2 separate regions of the Homo sapiens genome follow, and region 2 is linked to region 1. The links are chromatin loops, found by intact Hi-C in ENCODE. Cell type or tissue: mesothelial cell of epicardium. All regions are shown on one strand. Links, peaks and the distances in the headings refer to the core of each region. The heading gives the core; the rest is flanking DNA.

Region 1 (11,795 bases), core at 3,796-11,795:
CTGCTCTGGTCGTCCCTTGGACCACGTGCCAGGGGCTTCCAGGGCCCCTGGTCCAGAGCAGTGGCCACTGGATTGCAGGGTGGGGCGGCCTCATTTTGGGGACTCCTCTCCAGGGACCTGGGCCCCTCCCTTCCTCCAGCTCCCATGCACCAAGGTAGGACCAAGCTGGTGGCCCTCTCGGACCCATCTGCAGGCCCCTTGCCCAGCACCCTGGGTTACATGGAGAGACCTCCAGCTCCACTCACAGCAGCCTCCCATCCCCATGCCAGGGAGTCCAGGGCTGGAGGCAATAACCCCATTTTACTGAGGCCAGGGGCTGCGGATCCGAGAGGACAATCAGCTCAGGACAGGATGGGGTCGGGGTAGGTGCAGGACAGGGGCCTGTAGGCCTAGTGCAGGCGGAGGTCCCACAGCAGCACCGAAAGCTGGTCCCGGGCCCCTTCCCAGCCCCCAGACATCAGGGTGACCAGGACTGTGCATAGGCACTAACCCACAACTCCTCTCCAACCAGCAGCCCCCAGGACCGGGGAGGCACAGGTGGCCCCCACCACCCGGAGGAGCAGCTCCTGCCCCTGTCCGGGGGATGACTGATTCTCCTCCGCCAGGTGAGTCCCAGCAAACCCCTTGCTCCGAGGGAACACTTCTCACACCGGCGCCCACGCGGGTTATGACACAGGGCGCTGGCTCCGGCTGGGGTCTGAGGGGCTGCTGAATTGGGCTGGCCCGAGCCCCACGTGCCGCGCCCGCAGTAACAGCTGTAACAATTGTTGTGTGGCCACGACCTCACCGTCACTAGATCCCAGGGCTGTTTAGCCCCATCTTATAAATTTGGAAATGGAGGCCTGGAGAAGAGAGGTGACCAGCCCAGGGACCTCTGGTGTGAGGAGACTCTCTGGGGGCCTGTGGATTCGCTGGGAGGAGTGTTCTGCGATGGCCCTGACTGTGCTGAACTCAGCAGTGACCCAGTGACCCCGGTGAGGGTGCCTGATGCCTGAGAGAGGGCCAGGTGGGGGCCGGCGCAGGGGCCCCCAACCTAACACGCTAAGGCTAGGAGGCAGGCCTGGGCTCTGCCATGTGGTCTCAGAGGAGATCTGGGTCTCTGGGCCTGCGGTGGGGACGGTCATGATGCCCACTGCCTGCGAGGCTGCAGGACCCAGCTCAGTGCTAACCTGCGCCGGGCGCCTACCGCGCGGCCCCCCAGCGGCTGAGATGGGCGTCCCGGGGTGGTTTTCAGCCTGGGGGGCTTGAAAGCTAGCAAAGGGCCCGCAGCCCCGTCAGTGTGGGCGCCCTGGGCGGCCTCTCCTGGCTCCTGGCGGCCGGGCTTGGTCGTGCGTCCCCAGCGACCGCGCAGCGAGCGCCCTGCCGCGGGGACTCGGGCCCCAGGATTCCCGGAGGGGGTGCTGGCGGGCCGCGGCTCAGAGGCGCGTTTGCGTCAGCCCCGGGTTCCAGCAGAGTCACTGCCCGCCCGGGGGCAGCTCGTCCGCCGCGGGGCCTCAGTTTCCCCGTCTGCGCAATGGGGGCGGGGCGGGGCCGCCAGGTGGGGCGGGGCCGGGGGCGGGGCGGGGCGGGGCTCGGGGCCCCCACGGCGCGGGCTCGGGCGGCAGTGGCGGCGGCGCGTGCGCGCCCCGGATCCGGCGGTGAGTGCGGAGCGAGCGGGGCGCGCCGGGGTCGGGGTCCGGTCGCCGCCCGGGCTGGGTCGAGGGCGGGACCCGCGGAGCCCCCGGGGGCGGGGAACCTGGCCGCGCGCGGAGCTGGGGGCGGCTCCGGGACGAGGCAGCGCGACCGCTGGGGCCGGGGGCGGAGCGGGCCGGGGCGCCCGCGGCTGGGTCGGGCCGGGCCGGGAGAATGGGCCCAGCGGCCCCGGGAACCGGCTCCCCCTGCCGGCGGCGGGCGGGCGGGCGGCGCGGCGGGGAGGGCCGGGGTCGCCGCGGCCCCTCGTCCGACCCGGCGCGACTCAGCGCCTCGGGGCCCAGCCTGTGCCGCCTGCTCCGCCCCCCGCGAACCCCGGAGCCAGCAGCGCGGCTGGGAGGGGGCGGCGGGCAGGTCCGTCTCGCTCCGCCTCTGCGCCCTCCCTCGTGGGCCCCGCGGTCCCCAGCCCTGCTCCCGCCGCGAGGGGTCCGCCAGTGCCTGCGGCGCAGCCAGGCCCCTCCCTCTGCGGACCCGGCCTCTCGCGGGTGGGGGCTGCGGGGCTGCTGCCGGGCAGGTGGGGAGGGAGCCCGTGGGCGCTGGGGGCACGGGGACCGGACTGCTGGTCCACCTGGCGCCGCCGCCCCCTCCCCGCCCGGCACCCCTGGGTCGAGGCCGTGGCCCCCCCCGGGGAAATGGGGCTTGCAGCACCGGCTCGGAGAGCACCACGGGCTTCCTCTGGCCTCGGGAAAACATGACTTTCAAAAATTGAGTCTCCACTTAGCACCGCTTCCTGTCCAGGCGACTCTCAGGAATTGTGGGGGGGAGCTGTGCCAATATGTGTGGGGGGCAATGAGGTCTGGGAGATTCGCCTACCCCCAGGCCCGCCCTGGCATCCCCCTGCCCACATCAAGCCGCCGGGCCGCTGCCCTACCTCTTCCTTCCCGGGTCCCACTCCCCAATGTCCCCCGACTTCGAGTCTTGCCTTGAGGTCGCACCAGACCCAGCCCCTAACAGTGTCCTTCATCCAGGGCCCATCCCCAGAGTTAATCTCCAGCCAGCTCTGCCCCCTCGACAAACTCCTGCCCAAAAACTGCTGTGATGCCCCCCCTGCCCCCAAGCTAAGTCCCCACCCCTCAGCTGCCCAGGGCAGCCTCTGCCTAGTTGGCAGCCTCTGCCCTGCCCTCCTCTCTCCAGCGCACAGAGGACTGGAGGCCCAGGAAGGACCCCCAGCCACCCTCCCCGCTGGGACCGGGTGATGCCTTGGCAGTGCCCGTGGGAAGCAGGTGTGGGATCGTGCTCCACACCCAGTGGGGCTGGCCAGCAGCGACTGAGGACAGTGTGACTATTTATAGGACTGGCTGTCAGAGCTGAGGAGGGGCCTCAGAGACCCTATTCTAGTGTGTGAGGAAACTGAATCCCAGAGAAGGGACAGCCTTACCCCAGCCTCTGCCCCGACCCGAAGCCTGGCCTTTCCCTGCGGAGGGCCCTGCAGTGCCTCGGAAGGAACCCACCCAGCCTTTGGGAAGCACCCGTGAGAGGCCCTGGGTGGGACCCTGCAGCATGGCAGGGGCTCGCCAGGTCTCCAGACCCCTGGCTGCGCATAGGACAGAATCCCCATCCCCGGCATTGCCACAGACCATTAATTCTGGGCTCTCATGCTCTCAGGAAGCCTCACCCGGGCCCCTGGCTCCTGCTGCACAGCCAGGAGGGGGTTGGATTCCGGTTCCGGTGACACTGTCGGGGGCTGCTCCTCACCCCCAGGTGTGCACCTGGCACAGCCACTGTCCCAGGATCCCTGGAGGCTGATTGCACACATATCCCAGCCTGGGAAGGACCCCCTCTAAAATGAAGGCCGCCCCTCTGGTGGTCTTAGAATGTGTGCACCCTCCGCACGGTTCCTGCTGGCTTGCAGCTGCTGGCCCACCTGCTGGGGCCGGTTCCACACTCAGATGAGAAATCAAATTCCAGAAGGGCTGAGGCCGGCAGGTCCCTGGTGGGGCTGGATCCCAGCTCTGCCCACGAACACCCCGTTTGCATAGACTGGGGTGCAAACTCACCCCTGCCCTGCTGTGAGGAGGGCCCTGGAACCAGGCAGGACAGGAGAAACGGCCACCCGTAGCTGGAGCCATCCTTCCCGGAGCCTCGGGCAGATGCCCAGCAGGATCCACTCGATTCCTGCACCAAGAGCTCTGGACAGCGTCACCCCCCCTGTGCCCCCAGGCTGTGGCCCCAGCTGTTTGTGCCTGGCGAGGGTCTGGCTAGCTGGAAGAGGGGGCCAGCGGAGGAGAGAGTGGGCGCCACCGTGGGGCTGTCCCACCGGTGGAGGCTCCAGCGGAGATGAGCTGGGCAGGCCTCGCGGAGCAAGTGCAAACTGCACCCGCGTCCTGGGGGCATCTGCGGGGAGACTTAGGGGTCATGCTTTGTGCCCCAGGCCACCCAGAGGAGAAGGCCACCCCGCCTGGAGGCACAGGCCATGAGGGGCTCTCAGGAGGTGCTGCTGATGTGGCTTCTGGTGTTGGCAGTGGGCGGCACAGAGCACGCCTACCGGCCCGGGTGAGCCAAGCCCTAGCCTGGGAGTGCTGGGGTGGGGGGACCGGGAGCCCTCAGCACCTCCTAGAGGCGGCCCTCAGCACCTGTCGGGGACTCCCTGGGGGCTCCTGCTGAGGGTCCTGCCCCGGCCACATGTTCCCATCATTCTTGGGTCCTGCTCTGGGACTCCTGGGCTGACCCCCTCTCCACCCCCGCAGCCGTAGGGTGTGTGCTGTCCGGGCTCACGGGGACCCTGTCTCCGAGTCGTTCGTGCAGCGTGTGTACCAGCCCTTCCTCACCACCTGCGACGGGCACCGGGCCTGCAGCACCTACCGGTGAGTGCCCCACCACACCGAGCTCACCCAGCCCCAGCCTCCCAAGTCGGCCACACATCAGCATGTCAGGGGCGAGGCGGGGGTGAATCCTGGGACCCAAGATGGGAAACTGAGGCCAGAGCCATGAGAGGGCTGCCTGAGATGGGCGACCCAGGGCGGCCGGAGCCAAGGGGTTCCACGATCACCTCCAGTGTCCTAATCCTTGCTCTTGCCCCGACACGTCTCAAAGGACCGCACCTCTAAGAGCATCCCCATGTTTAGAGGGGTCACCCATCCTGTCTGCACCCCTCCACTTCCGGGGGACTAACCCCTCCCTACCCTGGCATCCCTGGCTGCAAGTTCCCATATACACAGAATGGTGCCTGACTCCCCTGGTCCCACTCCACTGGGCACCCCCCTCCACATGACGGCCCCCAGTGGGCACAGATGAGACCCTGAAATGTCCTGTATGCCCACACAAGGGGCACACACCCCTAAGTCTCAGAGTCCTCCTTCCTGGGTGTGGGAGCTCCACCCCCTGCTGGGGGAGGGGCCTGGGAATTCAGACTTCTGGAGGTTTAAGAAGGGCTCCGATGCCCAGGGCCCACACTCTGCCGTGACTCGCCGTAGGCCGGGCACACCCTCTCCTCTGGGCCTGGATGCCCCCACAGTAGGAGACCAGATAGGTGGGGGCACACACAGGCCTGGCCACTGCCTCTGCTCCATGCGGAGTGTGGCTGGGCCTTCCTGCTGTGGCTTGAGTCCCGGCCAGCACCGGAAGGCCCAGGCAGGGAAACGGCTGTGCAGTGACCCCTCAGTGCCATCCCTTGAGGAGAAGACCCTTGGGGGCATGCTGGGGTGACCCTGTGCACTCTGAGAGGGGACTCTAGATGCCCAGCAGGTGACTAAGGGGGAGTAGGATGCCCCTCTGAGCTGTCCCACCCACCCCACAGAACCATCTATAGGACCGCCTACCGCCGCAGCCCTGGGCTGGCCCCTGCCAGGCCTCGCTACGCGTGCTGCCCCGGCTGGAAGAGGACCAGCGGGCTTCCTGGGGCCTGTGGAGCAGGTGAGGGCTATGTCCCTCGGCGCCCGGTGTTAGGAGGGCGACTGTTCCCCAATCTTCCAGCAACGCTCCTGCTGCTTTTCTTGAACCCCGAGCAAAGCACCACCTTGCCGCAGAGCACCCACTCCCTAGCAGCTGCCCCCACAGGGTGCTGGGGACCCAACTGAGCTGGTGACCAGCCTCCCCCGCCCACAGCAATATGCCAGCCGCCATGCCGGAACGGAGGGAGCTGTGTCCAGCCTGGCCGCTGCCGCTGCCCTGCAGGATGGCGGGGTGACACTTGCCAGTCAGGTGAGGCTGGCTCTACCCTGGGGGGCCCTGGAAGGGTCCTGGGCACCTCCTTGCATGTCCTGGGGTTACTGCTGGCCCATGAGTGGGTGGTTGTGAAGGGAGCTGTGTGGGCAGGACCCCTCCCGCAGGCATGGCCGCCTGACACCCCGTTTCCTGCAGATGTGGATGAATGCAGTGCTAGGAGGGGCGGCTGTCCCCAGCGCTGCGTCAACACCGCCGGCAGTTACTGGTGCCAGTGTTGGGAGGGGCACAGCCTGTCTGCAGACGGTACACTCTGTGTGCCCAAGGGAGGGCCCCCCAGGGTGGCCCCCAACCCGACAGGTAAACAGCCCTGGCTGTGCCTGGCCTGGGGAGGCGGGCAGGCAGTGGACATTGCCGTGTGGCTGTTAGGCATGGTGGGGGGCACTGGAATCTGGGCGGAAGGCGGTGGGGACTCCCTCTCCAGGGAGGGAGGATGGGGAGGGAGGATAGGTGGGTTCCCGAGAACTGGGGGCAGGTTGCCCGGAGCCTCATATCAGCCAAGAAGGCAGAAGTGCCCCGTCCCGGGGTCCTGTCTGCATCCAGCGCAGCATTCTGGAAGACGCCACGCCTCCGCTGGCGACGGGACATTATTACTTTTGGTACGCGCTGTGACACTTCAAACTCGTACCGTGAGTAATAATGCGCCGTCCACGGCACCGCATCGAAAACGCCGCTGAGACCTCAGCCTTGACCTCCCTCAGCGTGGCCGGGACCCTGAGCCTCTGCGCAGAGCCACCCGCCCCGACGTACTTAGGCGGCATAGCCCTGAGACCTCTGGCCAGCGCCAGGCAGGCAGCGGGGGCGGCAGAGGCCTGGGCCTGAGTCTTCTGGCTCTGCCTCTCCCTGGGGACAGGAGGGAGCCTGGGGGTGTGGGTGGGGAGCCGGCCGGCCGTGACCCAGCGCCTGGCTCTGCCCGCAGGAGTGGACAGTGCAATGAAGGAAGAAGTGCAGAGGCTGCAGTCCAGGGTGGACCTGCTGGAGGAGGTGAGGCATTGGTGGGGGGGGGGGGGGGCAGGCAGTCCAGGGTGGACCTGCTGGAGGAGGTGAGGTGTGGAGGGGCAGGCAGTCCAGGGTGAACCTGCTGGAGGAGGTGAGGCATCGGGGGGGTAGGCAGGCAGTCCAGGGTGGACCTGCTGGAGGAGGTGAGGCGTCGGGGGGGCAGGCAGTCCAGGGTGGACCTGCTGGAGGAGGTGAGGCGTCGGGGGGGCAGGCAGTCCAGGGTGGACCTGCTGGAGGAGATGAGGCGTCGGGGGGGGAGGCAGGCAGTCCAGGGTGGACCTGCTGGAGGAGGTGAGACGTCGGCAGGGGGCAGGTCTTCACAACAGCAGAGGCCCAGGCCCGGGTACAGGCTCCGTAGTCTCCTGGGACATGGTCCCGACCCACGGATGGCTGGGGGTGGTCTGAAAAGGTCCTGGCCCTGGGGAGGTGGCTTCCTCGCTGCTGACTGCCGAGGGGGCCCTGGCCTGGATCCATGCTGGGCAGAAGCAGCTGGACACTGACCAGGACCCCCCAGGGCCGGAGGAACCAAGCTTGACAGCCCCCCAGACAATACACAGAGCCTGGACCCAGACGAGACCTCCCCACCCCCCCATCTTTGTCCCCACCAGGACAAAGAGCTCTTGCCAGTCTTCCCACTGGCCAGTGGTCCAGCTGTCCCCCTAGTTCTCCTGCCAGGGACCCCAAGGCTGGGACCACCCCGCCAGCCTGATGCCCCAGGCACCCACTCTGCGGCAAGCTTTTCTGCCACGGCAGCCCCCTCTAGTGGACACTTGGAGCCCTGCCGCGGAGGCGGGGGCTGGAGGCTTGTGGAGCCCTTCCCAGGGGTCCTCCCTAGACCCCGGTGGAGCAGAGAGGGCGGGGGCCGGCCCAGGGTCACTGCCCTTCTGCACCCACAGAAGCTGCAGCTGGTGCTGGCCCCACTGCACAGCCTGGCCTCGCAGGCACTGGAGCATGGGCTCCCGGACCCCGGCAGCCTCCTGGTGCACTCCTTCCAGCAGCTCGGCCGCATCGACTCCCTGAGCGAGCAGATTTCCTTCCTGGAGGAGCAGCTGGGGTCCTGTGAGTGCCCCCACCCTCCAGAGCCCTCCTCCCGGGTCTGGGCCCAGTGGGCCTAGAGGGGCTACCCAGGCTTGGGGGTCGGGGGCGACCAAAGGCCAAGGGGCCAGTCAGATCTAGCTGGGCGGGGAGGCTGTGGGGAGCAGTGATCTCTGACCTTCGCCTCATCCAACCCTAGGCTCCTGCAAGAAAGACTCGTGACTGCCCAGCGCCCCAGGCTGGACTGAGCCCCTCACGCCGCCCTGCAGCCCCCATGCCCCTGCCCAACATGCTGGGGGTCCAGAAACCACCTCGGGGTGACTGAGCGGAAGGCCAGGCAGGGCCTTCCTCCTCTTCCTCCTCCCCTTCCTCGGGAGGCTCCCCAGACCCTGGCATGGGATGGGCTGGGATCTTCTCTGTGAATCCACCCCTGGCTACCCCCACCCTGGCTACCCCAACGGCATCCCAAGGCCAGGTGGGCCCTCAGCTGAGGGAAGGTACGAGCTCCCTGCTGGAGCCTGGGACCCATGGCACAGGCCAGGCAGCCCGGAGGCTGGGTGGGGCCTCAGTGGGGGCTGCTGCCTGACCCCCAGCACAATAAAAATGAAACGTGAGCTGCTGTGTCAGTGGATGGACTGGGGGCCTGGGAGGAGGGCGCTCACCTCCTGGCCACCCCTCCCAGACCCACTGCTGGGTGCCAGCTGGCAAAGGGGGCCTGGTGGAGCGGGCAGTCGTGGGGTGGGGAGGGGGTCCAAGGCAGAGGGGGTGGGCAGGTGGTTTCTGTGAGGCCACAGAGAGCTTTGTCCTGGGGACATGTTGGCCCCAACCAGAGGCCAAAGAGCAAATCTCTGGCCTCCTTCCCAGTAGCCTGAGGATCCCGGCACACTTGCCCGTTAGGCGACACCCCCACCCATCGATGGAAGTAGTATAGGGTGATGTGGGTCCACTCCTGGATAGGGAACACGGGTGGGTGGCGGTGCCTGCACCCTGGGCCTCTAGGCAGGGCAGCTGGGAAGACACAGCGTCGCCTCCACCGCCCTGGTCACCTGCCCGCCCTGTGAGTGACCACAGCTCCCCAGCCACTTCCAAGAGTGTGTTTATAAAAAAACAGCAACGGAGTACAGTGCTGACCCCACAGAGTCTTCCAGGCCAGCAGGAGCAGCAGGCCCCGATTCCCGGCTCCCTGTGGCCCAGGGTGCGTGAGTCTGGGACTCCTGGCCCTCCAGGCCCCTCCTCTCCCAGAGAGCCTGATGCAGCTTGTGGGCTGGACCCTGGAGCCCAGCTGCACCCTGGTGGGTCCCAGGCGGCTGAGCAGAGGGCTCGGACAGTGTGCGTCTGGCCTCGGGGTCCTCCCATCTGCTCCTGGGCCATCGGGGGCCTTGTGGCTCAGCCCACCAGCGGGCCACAGCCGCAAGCCTCATCTTTATCATCCCAGCTCCCAGAGGTGCCGTGGGCGCGAGTCCCTGCCCTCGAGCCCGGGGAGGGTCCAGCTGAGCCCCCTGCAGGGGACACCAGGGGCCTGTGTCTGAGGCCAGTGACAGAAGGGGCTTCCTGCTTCCCGGGCTGAGTGAGAGCTGGGGGAGCCGGACAGAGTGGTATTTGGAAGCCGGGAGGAGTCCCCTCTGCCCATCCTCCAGCCATCGGCTTCCACCTGCCCTCCCCAGGTCATGCCCTGCCGTGGTCTGGGCTACTGGGCCGGCTGCACGCCAGACCCCGCAGTGGCCCCGTTCTCCTGGGGGGTCTTGGAGATGTGGAGGAAGGTGGTCCTCATGGCCCGGTGGCAGGTGTCCACGAGCGCAGGGACGTCCGCCGCAGTGAGGCCGCTGGTGGGGATGGCTTCCAGCACCTGCACTGTGACTGTTCCTGTGGGGGAAGCAACAGACCTCAGTGGCCTGTGGGGAGCTGGGGCCCACCTCAGCCTGCTGCCCTGGCCTCGCCTCTCCCCAGCCCCCCACAGCCCCTCCCTGGGAAGCCCGAGGCCGGGCTCTTCCCCTGGACTCCCTAGCCGTGGTGGGTTATTTTAATTGCAGTAACGTTGCTGCAGTAAACCCCATGGCTGCCTGGCCTTCACGCCGCATTTTCGACAAGTCTGCGCTCCCCTGTTACTGCCCCCAGAAAGCCCCACTTCCTGATCAGCCCCTACCTCACTGCCTGGCCTCTGCCCTCCATACGGGGCGAGGGGCTGTGGGAGAGATGGAGCTGGGTTCCCCCACTGCTCTCCAACTTTGACCCCACTGTCCTGCCTGGGCACCAGGTGCCCACGTTCTGGGAACTGGCTGGAAGGGGCAAGAGGTCATGAGCCCCGCAGCCTGTGCCCCTGGGCTGCCTGGGTTCCATCTACCCTATGCGGGCATCAGCCTGGACACATGGGCTCAGAGGCCGCCCTCCAGGCCCCCAAGCTGTGTGCACAGCTGGGGTCCATCCGTGTGAAGTCTCTTGGAGCCTCAGTTTTCTCATCTGAAAAATGGGCCCAGCACCACCCATCTCACAGGGCCATGAGGCCATGAAGCCCACAGCTGGGACTCCAGCCTGAGTCACTCATTCGCCACATGGTCACCGTGTGGCCACGCCACGGGTGCCACCCGGAAATGGGAACGATGAGGGGCCCGGGGCTCCGTGACTGTAGGGTCAGGCGGGGCCTACACCCCGGGTGCACACATGTGGGGGTACCTGAAGTGAAGAACTTCTTCTTGGTGTTGTAGAAGGAGGAGAAGGAAGAGTACACCACGGGGACGATGGGCACCTGCAGGCAGGGAGACGCACAGCTGAGGCAGCCCTGGGGACAGGCCAGGCACACCCCAGGCTGCATGTGGTTGGGGAGCCCTGTCCTGCGGCCCACCCACCCCTGCCTTCGCTGCTGCCATGGGTCCTTGTGGCTGTCCTGCCCCTGGGACCTGGGATATGTGTCCTGCTCTGGTTGGCCCAGAGTTCCATAAGCTCATCCTGCAAATTTTTACTCATCTCCTCTAGGAAGCCCTCCTGAGCTAGCACGTGTTTGCCTGGTTCACACCTGTCCCCATATTGGGTCTGCAGCTAGCCAGGGGGGCAGGGCCCTGTCCGGTTTAGGAGGAGATTATGGCACTCTTCCCTGCCCACGCCTCTCTCCCAGTCCTCTCCATCTCAGGAAGCCAGTGAGGGAGGCAGCCCTAGCCCGGGGGAGGGGTGGAGCCTGCTGGTGTTCCTGGAAGTCACCGGGGTCAAATCCAAGGGCACTTGGGGGTGATCATTAACCCGAGGCAGCCAGGGAACCTCCAGGGGGCCAGCAGGTAGGCTGGGGACTGGCAGCAGGAAGGGAGGGGGCCAGCAGGTAGGCTGGGGACTGGGAGCAGGGAGGGAGGGGGCCAGCAGGTAGGCTGGGGACTGGCAGCAGGAAGGGAGGAGGCCAGCAGGTAGGCTGGGGACTGGCAGCAGGGAGGGAGGAGGCCAGCAGGTAGGCTGGGGACTGGGAGCAGGGAGGGAGGGGGCCAGCAGGTAGGCTGGGGACTGGCAGCAGGGAGGGAGGGGGCCAGCAGGTAGGCTGGGGACCGGGAGCAGGGACGGAAAAGCTGTGGGTCTCCTGGCTGAAGCTGCACTGCGGCCACCCCCAGCCACCCCATCACAGCCGCCCGTCTCCCCTCTGCTCTCCCAGAGCTGATCCAGCCCTCACTCTGCCCCCAAAGGGAAGTGACATCAGCCCCAGGCTGGGCAGGTGTGCCCCGCACCTGGGCAGGGCTGGGATCAGAGCCCAAGGATGCTCACCCAGCCCAGCGCCTCCGGGGCTCCCCAGGCCTCACGGCCTTAGCTGGGAGCCTCTGGAAGGAGGGCCCCCTCCCCACCACCTTGCACAGGGCCAGGCACTGGGGGCCACTAGTGGCCAGTGTGAGGGAAGGAGCTGAGACCCCTGCCCTGAGCGAGACCCCACCCAGATGGGT
Region 2 (12,159 bases), core at 1,810-9,809, 50 kb before region 1:
TGGTTCCCACGTCAGTGACAGCAGGGCCCCTCCCGCCCAGGACAAGCACCACCGCAGGCTGGGGCTGCCTTTCCCTCCTCCGTCTCCCCTCTGCCCACTCGGATCCCACCAGCCTCCTCCAAGGGCCTGTCTGGCCTGCCCAGTCTGCGGGACTCCAGCCATGGTGACGATTCCCCACCATCTCTTGGGAAGGACTGGAGTCATGGTTCAGCTCCAACTGGGGGAGTGCTCCGGTTGCCAGCGGCCAGAGGACCCCGGGGTTGGGGCTGATCCTCGTCAGTCACCCCATCACCAGCTGAAGACCCCCAGCGCCTCCCATGCCCCCTGAGGTGAGGGGGCTGCCTGGAGCATGTGCCCCTGGGGTGACTCGTCCAGGCTACCAGAGAGGCTGCCCAGGAGCACCCGTGTGAGGGGCTGGCCTGGCTCCCATCGTCAGGCACGTGAGGCTGCATGGGGGCTGCATGGGACTTCGCGCCCTTGTCCCCAGGTAGAAGAAGGGGGCGCAGATACCCCCCAGGATGGTCACAGACCCTCCCCATCCCCCTCCAGGGCCAGGGCCAGGTGGTTCGCAGGCTGAGCCTGGGCTCCTGGATCTTGGAGACAGAGGAGACAAAGGAAGAGGTCTCCAGCCATCTGGGCCATTGGTGCACTTGGGGCCTGAGGTTTCTCCAGCCCGTCGGGATTGACCCCTGCTGTCCGAGTAGCCTGGGGTGTGGGCCCCCACCCTGTCCATCTCATATGTGTCCCCCCGGCTCCCCACCAGAGGGGATGAGTGTGTGGAAGGATGTCGGGGGGCTGCTTTGCTTTCTCAGGTCAAAGAAACATTGCCCTTGCCTTTCTGGAGCCCAGAGAAGTGGGTTCTCCAGGATCCAGCCCACGGAACATTCCAGAACCTGGTGGGGGGGGCCTCACCCCTCCCCTACCTCCCCATGGGGGTGATTTCCTCTGCTCGGCCACTCCCAGGCTCACCTCCAGAAGGTCCAGTTGCTGGACCAGGCAGGTCACAGGCCGAGCTCTGCTTCCAGCTGTCCAAACACACAGTGCCTGCAGGGCGACCTGGGGGTGATGGGGGTGTGGGATTGGGGGCTGGGGGCACAGGCCTGAGGGAGGGCCTTGCCCACTTCCCTGCAGGAGCCTCGGCCAGCCCTGCCTGTCTCTGATCTGTTGCCTCTTTGGGTTTAGGAAGTGCCAAAGAGGGCCATTATGGGGAGACCCTCAGGACTGCAGGGGGAGGGGCTGAGAGCCGTGCAGGAGATGTGGGCCGCCCACGGGGTGTGGCGGAGTGGGGAGGACAGGGCCCTTGGAGTTCGATGGCACTGGTGTGGGGACTGGCAGGCCCCAGGTCTGGGACCAGCACCCACACAGGAGACGCGAGCCCCAAACGGTATGGCGGGAAGTGGTGGGGCCCGTGTGCTGGGAACAGGTTCGTGCCTCCTGCAAGCTGTGCCGCCACGCTGGGCCAGGCTACTGAGTCGAGCAGCATCGGGTGGGCCTGGCCCTCAGGGGCTTTGCAGGGCCTGGGGCTGGTTGGAGCTGAAGGAGGCGGCCCCTCCAGACCAGGTGCCCTCCGGTGAGTGTCTCTGTCCTGTCCTCTCCCCTGTGAGTTGGAGAGAATGGCGGCACCCTGAGCCGCTGCAAAATGAAAGAGATCGTGGGTGAGAAGAGGCTCCTTGCTGGGGGCAGCTCTGTAGGCTCCTCTACTTGGGGCGATCGGGAGGCTCTGGAAAGAGCAGGCATCTGAGCTTGGCCGGAAGGCCTGGCCCCGGCGGCTGCTGCCCCTGGGACTCCCACATGAAGAGGCTGGGCAGGGGCGTGCCTGGAGGCCTCCCAGGCAGGTGCAGAGAGCGGCTGGCAGAGAGCTAGTGTGGAAACTGCCTTCCAGGGCAGTAAACTCCCCAGCAGCCAAAACCAGAAGGACATGAGAGGGCCCTAGGTGGGGCTGTCAGCCGGGCACCCACACCAGCCACAGCCAGCCTAGGAGAAGCTAGGGAAGAGGTGGGCTTGCCGAGGTGTATGGAAGAGGGTTTGGGCTGAAGGAGAGGTCATTCTTTTAAAGGAAAAGGCGACACAAACTCAGAGTCACTGTCAGCACGTGGTGTCTGGCCTGCTGTCACCTGGGGGAAAGGCACAGGTGCTGGGAAGTCCTGCCCGGCCGCTCTGCCTGTGTGAGAACCACCTGGGGGAGGCCTGGGGGGCCACCAGCCCCAGCGGGGATCTCCAGCCAGCCCAGCCCTGTTTTTTCCTCTCCTCCCACCTCCGCACTGGCCAATTTTCCTCTGTAGTGCAGGCATTACTTGCTGTTTTGTGAAGCACGTGCTGAACCCAGCGCAGGCCTGTGGCAGGTGCTGCCAGCCAAGACCTGCCTCGACGAAGGCCCCACACCAGGCACTTCTGCCGGGTGCGGCCCCTCGAGGCGCAGGAGCTGGTGGTGCAGGCAGCATGGAGGCCGGTTCCCGGGGCACAGCTCTCCTTGGAACTAAGTGAGACCTAAGTCCCACGTGGACGGGACCCTGGCCATCCCCCTGCACCCCTGCGTGGCCGTGGCCAGTCTCCGTGGGCGCCCACTGCTCCGTAAGCACCTGCCATCTTTCACTTCCTTATCCTGTGAGGGAAGTGGTGAAGAAGCCGAGGCTGCTGGCTGGGTCACACCACCAGCAAGTGGCAGAACCCCACCCAAGTCACACCGGCCCCGAGGCCAGGCTCTGAGCCACAGCCCAACAGCCGCAGCTGGGCCAGGACATGCCGGCTCTGGACGCAGGAGCACGGGGCAGTCTGGGCAGTGGAGACTCAGCCTGGGCGCCAGGACACTGCAGCCCCCACCTCAGATGTCCCCTGGGGCCAAGGAGGGAGTGTGAGGGAGGCGGGTCCCAGGAGAGGAGGCGGAGGCCTGGGGTGCCTGAGGTCCTTGGCCTGCCCCTGCTCTCCCGGCTGCCACTTTCCTGCGGGAACAGCTTCCTGGCTTTCTGGCTGACGGCACGTTGGGAGCAAAGGTGGGGAGGCCAGGAGACCAGAGCCCTCGCTGGCACACATACGCTGTCCGGGTGGAGATGAGCACACCTTCCACCTAGAGAGGCATGTGAGTTGGGCCAAGCAATGGGCAAACATTTATGGAGCGCCTAATGTATGCCAAATCCAGTGGGGGGAGACAGGGAAGAACTGGATGCACCAACTGTCCTCAAATAGCCAGAAAAGGGCATCAGTAGGGGGTGCCCCATTGCCCAGGGAGGCCGAGACCCCTTCTGGGTGAGGCAGTCCAGGAGGACTTCCTGAAGGAGGAGGAGGAAGAGGGGGAGGAGCCTTAGGGACCCTTGGAGGCTAGGCACCTCTCTGGATCTCATTTTCTCTGAGGTAGGGAGAAGAGGCCAGTCCTGCCACGGGAGGAAGAGGGGGAGGAATTTTAGGGACCCTTGGAGGCTAGGCATGTCTCTGGGTCTCAGTTTCTCTGAGCTAGGGAGAAGACGCCAGTCCTGCCACGTGGGTTTGGTTGGGTTCTTTTCACCAGAAACAGATGAGCTTATGGCCAGGAAGCACTGGAGCCCCCGTGTGCATTTCCCCACTTTCCAGATGGGTGTAAGCGTCATGTCCCTGTGTTCACTGGTGAGGCCGGTGGTCTGGGGACTGAGCCCTGGCAGGCACAGGGAGCCGCCTTGCACTACTGGCACCCCCAGAGGAGGCTGCGGTGCTTGGCCCCGACCCACAGAGCCCAGCTGCTTCAGTGACTTGTGACCACAGAGCAGTCAGAGGCCGGCACCTGACCAGGGCCTGGGCCAGCGGCGCTCACCGTCCAGAGGTTGCGCACAGAGTGGAGAGGAAGCCGGGCCGGGAACTCTGTGGTGCACCGCGGTTGTTTGTGTTGACCCAGGAACTTGTGCAACGAACTGGGGCCCGGAAGGCTGGCTGCCCATGGCCACACGCAAGGGGCAGGCCGAGGGGCCACCCAGGAGGCTGCCCAAGAGCCAGGGTGGCCTGGGCCAGTCCCACCAGGTCGAACCCACCCAGCTGGGGTCACAGTCCAAGAACAGTGAAAACTGAACATCTCTCCTGGCCCCGCAGGACCCTCCCCAGTCTCTGCCCCTGCATGGTGAGGGAAGAAGAGAGGCAGGAGGCCCGTGTCTCCCGGAGTGACGGCCTTGCAGAGGACAGCCTGGAGTGTGCAGGGGAGAGGAAGTGGGGAGGGGGCTGCAGACCCTCCCTCAGGACTCCCGGGCCTCCGCCAGGCTGACCTGGGGTTGGGGGTGCCGCTTGGACCGTGTCTGTCTCAGCTCCCCTGACAGAGCTCGGGCCACAGACCCCAAAGGCCCAGCCAGGCCAGTTATTGGGCCCCTGCCAGACCCAGGCCGGAGGCCGGAGAGGGGTGTGGGGCATTTCCAGCCCCCCACAACCAGCGCCTGCTATCTGGAGTGGCCTGGTCCCACCCGAGATAGTCGCCCACAGCAGAGATGGACGCTGAGACCTGAGTGCAGGGCCGGCTTGGGCTGGAGAGCCGCTCCATGTCTGCCCAGGGCACCTGGAGGGGACGCCCGGGGGCTCCACACAGCTCGGCAGAGCCTGGCAGCCTGGGCAGCCCCTGGAGGAAGCACGCCAAGGCCCAGAGAAGGGGGCGAGCTGCTGGGGTCACAGGAGCGTTTGGGCCCACACTGAGCTCCGCTTCCCAGGGGGCTCCTCCTCCCAGACCCTCGCAGTGGCCTCTGCATGCGGCTGCACCCCTGCAGGCCCCCAGGGGCTCTCCTCCTGAGAGGGGACCTCAGGACGGAGGCCGCAGCCCCCTGTGCCCATGGGGCCACCCCTGCGGCATCCCCAGCCCGCAGGCCTCTGCCGGGAGGAGCCAGTGCCTCCCTCCGCGCCGGGCCCAGCGTGCGATTTCTGGGGACGGGGAGGAGATGCCCACCCCACCGCCACCTGGGGCCCCCCGGGCAGAGTGCGGCTGCCTCGCCCGTGTGGGGGGTCCTGGGATTCCAGAAAGCCCCCTCTTCCCACACGAAAGTCCTTTCAGGCCCCCCTAAGGCCCACCCAGCGCCTGCGGCCAACCTTTCTCTGCTCTTGCGACACCCGCCTGAGTGCTGAGGCAGAAATCTGACTCCCCGGCTCAGGCCCCAACCTGCCGGCCGCCCTCTCCGCAGGCTCCTCTCCCACGGGGAGGGCGCACCGGGCACAAGGACCCCGTGGAGACCTGCTGGTTCTGGGAGGCGGCGGGGGTCCTGCCCTGCCACGGCTCCTTGGGAAAAGGTGCTCTGTACACAGACCCTCGGCAGTGAGGTCCACCAAGGCCCCCGTACTGTGGCTTTCCCGCCTCTGAACAGGATGCTCTGCCGGGACCCTCACCAGATGCGTGGGCTGTGGCAGCCCCAGCCTGGCCCACGGCTGCTAGAGTCTGAGCCATCCCACCTCTCACAGGCAGGGAAGGCTGTGAACAACCACGTCTCCCAGGGCCCACGTTGTCCCCAGGCTGACCTCCCCAGCACAGCCCCTCTCGGCTCATGGGGGAAGGGGAGGGACCCTTGGGTGTGGAGTCTTGCCCTCACCCCAGGGACCCTGGGTGTCGGGGGAGATGGTGCGTTCTGCCCAGGCACGTATGGGGCTCAGGACGCCTCTCCAGGACACGATCAGAGCCAGGGTGAAGAGGCAGGGCTGGGTGGGCTCGTGGGGCTGGGTGGGGGTAACCTGGCTGGAGGCCCACAGGCTCATGTCTAGCTGAGCCCAGCCTCACCTTCCCCCTGCTCCTCCTAGGCTGGGAACAGGTGGCCTGGTCCCCTCGGCTTCCCATTCCCAGCGCCGGCCGCCGCAGGTGGGGTGGGTAACGGGGGCCTTCCTTCCTCTGCAGCAGATGGTGAAGGAGCCGTGGTGACCTGGCCATAAACAAGGGTGGCCCCTCCCTGTGGGGGAAGCTGCCGGGGCAGGATGCTCGAGGTGGGCTCAGTGGTGGAGGGGCTGGCCATGGGATCAGGAGGCTCCTGAAGGTGGGCAACCTCCTCTCTACCCCAGGACCAGGCCCCTGCCATCCTCCAGGCTGAACCTGGTAGCGTGTGGTTGTGCAGGTTGAGCACTGCTCACAGGACCCGGGGCATCTTTCTAAGGTGTGAATTGGACGTCTTCGTGCACCAGCGAAACCCACCCCTGCCCGAGGGATGAAGTTCGAGTCCTTGGCCCCTGCCTGTCCCCCAACCCCCCACCTCATCCCGAGTGACTCCTCCGAGAGCCAGGCCAGCGAGCCACCCTGCTGTCCCCATCAGTGCCCGGTCACACGTGCCATCGCTGTGTGGTCCCTGGGACATCTTCTCCCCTGGTCGTTGGGTGCTGCCACGCCTGGAGTGGCCTAAATAAAACCACTTTGGAATCTCCAGGGTCCGACAGGAGCCCCTCACACTGAGGCTTGTGGAAGCCAGGTTTTGCTGGTGAAGGGTCCAGGACTAGAGTGCTGAGTGAGCCGAGGGCTGGGGGGCAGACAGGCCCAGGGGATCCTCTGGTCAGGGCCCAGCACAGCCCAAGGCAGGTGAGGACAGACCTGCGGCCCACCAGGGAGGGCACGGGCGGGACGCCAGGCCCAGCCCCATGCCTCAGGCTCCTGAGTCCTGTAGCCCCCAGGACCTGCGCCCTGCCTCTTCTGCCTCATCACACAGACACGTGGGGAGCAGCCTGGATCTTCTCTTCTGTGCAGGGGCTTTGCCCGGGCACCGCTCTCCCTAGCCACGGTGCCGCCCCTGCTGTCTCTCAGGCACATCGGTCGGTCTGCAGCCGCCTGGGGCATGAAACGCCTCTTCCCGGGAGCCTCCCCGGAGCTCCTGGGCAAAGCTGGTGTCTCCCCAGTCTTGCTGGGGCCAAGGCTGAGCCCCCTACAGGGAGTCCTGAGGGGCCTTCATGGGCCTGGTGGGCTCTGGGGCCGTTGGAAGCCCCTTTGTGGTGCAGAGACTGGGTGGCCTAGGTCAGCTGCATCCTTGCTGGGTGCCTCAGTTTCCCCATGTGTGAAGCAGACAATATGTCTGAAGCCAGTGGGCCTAGGAGGCTCCAGCCAGAGCCCCGTGATGGGGGACCCGCCTCTGATGCTGCTGGGCTCTCAGGGCAGCCCCGGCCGGTTCCCACCAGGCAGCTCCTGGTGTGGAGAGCGGGCACATGCCCGGGCAGCATCCTCCACAGCTGGCTGCTCAGAGGACGGGGCGCCTGCCCCACACCCACCGTGGGCTCATGCCCCTCAGGGTCAGGGTTCAGGGAGGCCCCGTGCACTCCTGGCTCTGGGCCCCTCCTCCTTTCTCCTTCCTTCTCTCCAGTGGCCCACGAAGGACCCGGGGCCACTCCTGGGACCCAGAGACCAGGCCTCGGTGCTCCCGGGGCCCTGGGTGAATGCTGGGAATGTGGGGCTCCCTATCCTGGGAACCCCAGGGCTGCCAAGGAGGCCCAAAGACTCTGGGCTCTGTGTCTGGCTCTTGGGACAGCAGGACAGCAGGGATCTCTGGGGTGGCCCAGGCCCCACACCTGACCCAGGGCCCACCACAGCCCAGATCAGTGACTCCAACAAGGAAGGAACTGCTCTGGCGAGCCTCCTCCACCCCTACAGACCCCTGCTGGCCACATGGCCAGACACCCAGCTCTGCCTCCTGTCCTGATGGAGACAGCTATTTAGCGCCAGCTGTGTGCAGCCACGCACTGCTTCAGGGGCAGAGCTGAGGGGCAGGCGTGGGAGCTGCAGCCAGGGGCCAGCCCCCGAGGGGCTGGAGGTTGGTACTCTCTGCCCCAGCTCCAGGACAGGGCCAGGGTCAGCGGCCAGGAAGGGCAGAAGCTGGGGGCTGGGCTCAAGAAGGTGGGCACTCACCTGGAGCCACTCCACACCCTCCTCCCCGGCTCAGCACTTTCTCACGCTCAGAGCTGGCACGGGGGCCAGGCCTCGCTGGGGCTTGTCCTGGCCCTGGGAAGGCGGGCGAGGCTTTCCTCTGGGCCCAGGGGCAGGGGCCGCTGCAGGTTGGGACACGTCTGGAGTGGGGGAGCCCGGTTGCAACACCGGCTGAGCAGCTGCAGGATCTCGTGGGGCTGCAGGAGGCCCAGCCCCCACTGCACATGTCCCAGCCTGCTCGGTCCCCAGAGAGGACAGGGGGCATCAGAGAGAGGCAGCTCCCAAAACTTGGACCTAGAGACCTGGGCCAAGGCCCTGTCCCTCCCTGGTCCTCCATGTTCTCCCTTTGAATTTGGGGAACCTGGTCAGAGCACCCATGTGGGATCTTGTGCGCACAGCACACACCACGCCTTGTCAGGGCCTGGGATGGTCAGCAGCATCTCAGCCTCAGCGCTACTCTCTGGAGAGTGGGATGACGGGGCCACGTCAGCTGCTGGGAGGCTCCCAGGAGGAAGCCGCACACTAGGGACTCTTGCCCAGCTGTGTGGTGGCTGTGCCTTCAGGACGTGCAGTCAGGAATTCCTAAGGGCCCCTGAGCCTGAGGACTGGGGATGGAGCCCTGTGGCCCCTGGCTCTCAGCCTCACCCAGCCCCAGGCTTTGACCTCAGAGCTGTCCACCCAGAACTGCTGGGGCTCCTCAGCCCCCTGGAGCTGGGAGCTGGGCGGAGTCACCCTCAGACGGTGCACCTGCCCCAGACCTGCTCCAGCCGCCAGCCAGTCTCTCAGAGCCAGCCGGGCCCCTCTGGCCACACAGGCCTCGACCCCTGCACGAACCCGCTGGAGGTGATGCCTCACCTGGAGGTCTCACCCGCAGACTCCTGGGATGGGCCTCTGGTTCTAAGGACAAACTGGCTCCTCCTGGGACCCACCTGCCTCAATGGGTCTATAGGGACCCAGGCTGTTGTCAGCCCCCAGGAGCAGCCAAGGCCCCCGTGCATCCTTGGCCAGTCAGATTTGTCACACTGGGATGAGAGACAGGCCAGAGGGGCCTTGGATGGCTCCCGTCCAGCCATCACCCCTGCCCACTCTGTTCCTGGGGAAACCGAGGCCCAGGGAGATACAGACCCATGGCTGGCTTCCTGAGTCACAGAACCTGGGGGAAGCGCCCGGCCTCTCCCACCTTGGTCTGCAGGCCTGCAAAGCCCTCCATCTCCCCGGCCCCTCGCCCTGGGCAGGAAGGCGGGAACGGGGACACTGGGCTCTGGGGAAGGGAACTCACAGGTTAGGAGCTCCATCTGCAGGAATCTCGTGCTGTCCTCAGAGCTGGGCAGGGTGAGAGGCAGGTCCCCTGGGAGGCAGCCCCCGACACCCAGCCACTCTCTGGCAGCCTCCCAGGCCGGCGTGGGAATGTGGCTGGCGGGAACGGGGCCTCTCCCCTGGGGAATCAGCTGCTGGGTGCTGGCCAAGAACGCTCTGATCCAAAGAGGAAGCAAAGTTCAGCTGCAGCAACTTGACCCAGGACAGCTGGGGAAAAATGGGCGGCCGGGGCAGGGGCAGAGACTGTCCAGACCAGGTTGAACTCCAGCCCCTGCCCTGGTCTGATCCTTAATCTCAGCTACAGTCTGAGCCCTGATCCGAGCTACAGATTAAGTCTTGACAGACACAGTCTGCGTGTCTACTCCAGCTATGGACTCATCCCTAATCCCAGCTACAGGCTGGCCTCTGATCCCAGTCACACACTGAACCCTCATCCCAGCCATACACCAAGTCCTTACCCCAGCCGCAGACTAACCCCTGAGGCCACCTATAGGTCGACCCCTCACCCTGGTCACAGACTGAGCCCCCATCACCAGCCCAAATTGACCCTTGATCCCAGACTAAGCTGAGCCCTGGTCAAAAGCATAGACTGACCCCTGATCCCAGCTACAAACTAAACTCTGCTCCCAGCCATAGCCTGAGCCCTGACCCAGGCACAGAATGAGTTCCCATCCCAGCCACGGGGTGACCTCTGACCTCAATCAGAGCCTGGCTTCTGATCCCAGGCACAGACTGACCCTGGCTCCAAACCAACCTTAGCCTCAGCTCTGCGGATCTCCAACTCAAACTCTGCCCAAACCCCAGACTGAGTCCATCCCGAGTGGCATTTGCCGAGGGCGAGCGCCTCCCGCCACTCTGGAAGTGACTGTCGACTCTGCTGGGCCCCATCATGCCTCCCTGGCTGCCATGTCCCCTCCTGGCCCTGCACTTTCAAGGGAACTCGGGCCAGCTGGAGCGGGTGCAGGAGGGAGGCCAGGCGCAGGCCGGAGGGCAGCTGAGGGAGCCAGGCAGGCCAGTGTGGGGCTGGGAGGCCAGGTCGCCGGCTTGCCAAGTGCCTGCTGTGTGTCAGCACGTCCCCTCCACCACCTCAACTCTTCCTAGCCAGCACCAAAAGGTGGAGAGCCAGGCTGGACGGGGCAGCAACGGCAAAGCAGACAGCAGGTGCATGGTGGCCGAGCTCCAACCATGTCCATCCAAACCCAACCTGGTTGGCCCTTGCTGGAGACAAACCCCAACCCCGTCCGGCAGATGCCCACCTGCAGGGTGGGACTGCGGGGGTGGCAGGGGCTCCTGGGTTGGTGGTGTGCCCCGGGGTGCCGGAGATGCCTCGGACCGGGAAGCCAGAGCCACGACGGGTCGGGGCAGGGGTCGGGGCAGGGCGGGGCAGGGGTGGGGGCAGGGCGGGGGCAGGGGTGGGGGCAGGGCGGGGGCAGGGGTGGGGGCAGGGCGGGGGCACCTGCACTCTCAGCCCTTGCAGCTGCCAGCCTGGGGTCTGGTGCTGGGAATCCCATGCTGGGGGAGAAGAAGCTGTTTATTGGGAGCTGAGCGATCCTCTAATCTCTGCCTTATCGCCGCCTGTTTGCCCAGTGAGAGTGCAAACACAGGGGTGGAGGTCACAGGGCTGTGGGGAGGGGCCCACACTATTTGCCTGACTTCTCCCAGTGGTGTTAAAAATAGCACAGAGCTCTGGGCTCAGAGGGGTCTACGGAGTTCCCGCCTGGCCCCTGGCTCACGGGCACCAGCTGCCAGGTGGAGGCCTGAGGTATTGACACTCCCCGGCTCTGTGTTTGGCTTCTGATAGCGGCCCAGGAGGGCGTGGCTGGAGGGGCCCTTTCTCAAGAAAAGCCCAGAGAAGTGGTGTCCAGCCCCCTGCCCTGCCCACCTCGCCGCCCCCCACACCATCCCAGCCCACACCTGGACTGGGGGCAGGGGGGACCCAGGAAGCCCAGCTGGAGCACGGGGAGGGGCTGGAGGCTGGCTCCCAGCTCCCTGCTGCTGCCAGGACTGGCTGGGGCTGGGGTAGTGAAGCCCCAGGGAGAGGCAGGCCCAGTGCCGAGTCTGAGCCCATCCAGGGAGCCCCGTGCTCTGCCCCTAGAAGGCAGCATTGCCTGGTGGTGGCGGCACCTGAAGGGTTCCATGACCTGGTGCAGCCGCGGAACTGTGGAGCCTGTTTCCCCAGCTGCAAAGACGGGTACTCATGGTTCCTACGTCCTGAGGTGTGGCAGAGATGGATGCAAAGCTCATTGCAATGCAGGCATCAGCACTGCTCCACAGCCTCCAAGCCGAGGCCCTGCCTGTCCTAGCGTGCTTCTCACGGTCATCCCCGCCTGGTGGAGGACACAGGCTGGTGCCGGCTCCTGGCACCCCGAAGAAGATCCTTTTCCTTTCTGAGTTGAATGAGATTTAATCACCCTCATTACCTGGTTTACAGTGCCTCTGGGGTGCTTCAAAGCTCTCCTGGCACCAGCAGCGTGGGGAGCCCTCCCTGCCCCCGGGAGACGGATGTTGGCTGGAAGATCCCCAGGTTCATGGAGCCACGGGGCCACCCCACAGGCTTTGGGCCCAAAGGACCTGGAGAATGGGGCAGGGAGATGATGGGTGGGCTTGGTGCCCTTGAGGCGCCTCGACGGGGCCACCAGACCGGCAGGTGCCATCACTGTATCTGCCCGGCACAGACACAGACTCGCTCCACCCCCAGGGCTGCAAGGCCAGGCAGGGTGGGCCCGGCCAAGGCGGTGATAACACAGTGGCCATCTCGGGGGTGGGCCAGCTCGGGCCAGGGCTGCGGCGCCACATGGATGGGGCCGGGGCATCTTCCTGAGCACCCCTCCACAAAAATAAAAGTAGTAAACAACATCATATTTTATGTCTGTGCTGGCATAAAGACAAATATATTCATATTATGTATTAAAGCATTTTCTTGGCCCTAAAAGTTCAGTTTTTTTCTCCTGATTTTAAAAGAAATTAAAATATTTCTGTGAGGCCCTGCAAGCCTCCCAGGTGCTGGTGTTCGGGCCTAA

The links. A loop is a pair of places that touch in the nucleus more often than their neighbours do. Peaks named below come from ENCODE experiments on the same cell type or tissue, not always from the same donor. Only the 100,000 strongest peaks of a DNase experiment are listed, where the experiment ranks them.
Region 2: it touches region 1 in a loop (21-fold over the local background); 1 of 110 quality-filtered maps calls a loop at or near these places.

The regions. Positions count from the first base shown.
Region 1 is chr9:136,664,181-136,675,975 of GRCh38, forward strand. It overlaps EGFL7 (EGF like domain multiple 7), which reads left to right. Exons shown (of 11, transcript NM_016215.5): 3 at 512-605; 4 at 4,061-4,182; 5 at 4,377-4,493; 6 at 5,426-5,541; 7 at 5,734-5,829; 8 at 5,989-6,150; 9 at 6,770-6,834; 10 at 7,746-7,908; 11 at 8,084-8,498. The coding sequence starts at 4,103. The coding sequence ends at 8,106. AGPAT2 (1-acylglycerol-3-phosphate O-acyltransferase 2) reads right to left here. Exons shown (of 6, transcript NM_006412.4): 5 at 10,555-10,627; 6 at 8,963-9,747. The coding sequence ends at 9,572. MIR126 (microRNA 126) reads left to right here and starts at 6,422; the gene lies at 6,422-6,506. RefSeq lists enhancers at 5,253-5,754, 5,755-6,254, 10,595-11,094. In mesothelial cell of epicardium, for the core only: a CTCF peak has its summit at 7,650 (motif pointing left); a DNase peak (open chromatin) is centred at 7,621.
Region 2 is chr9:136,616,109-136,628,267 of GRCh38, forward strand. LINC01451 (long intergenic non-protein coding RNA 1451) reads right to left here and starts at 1,073. Exons shown (of 3, transcript NR_135288.1): 1 at 1-1,073. In mesothelial cell of epicardium, for the core only: no CTCF peak of the experiment used is centred there; DNase peaks (open chromatin) are centred at 5,956, 6,261, 7,964, 9,223 and 1 weaker place.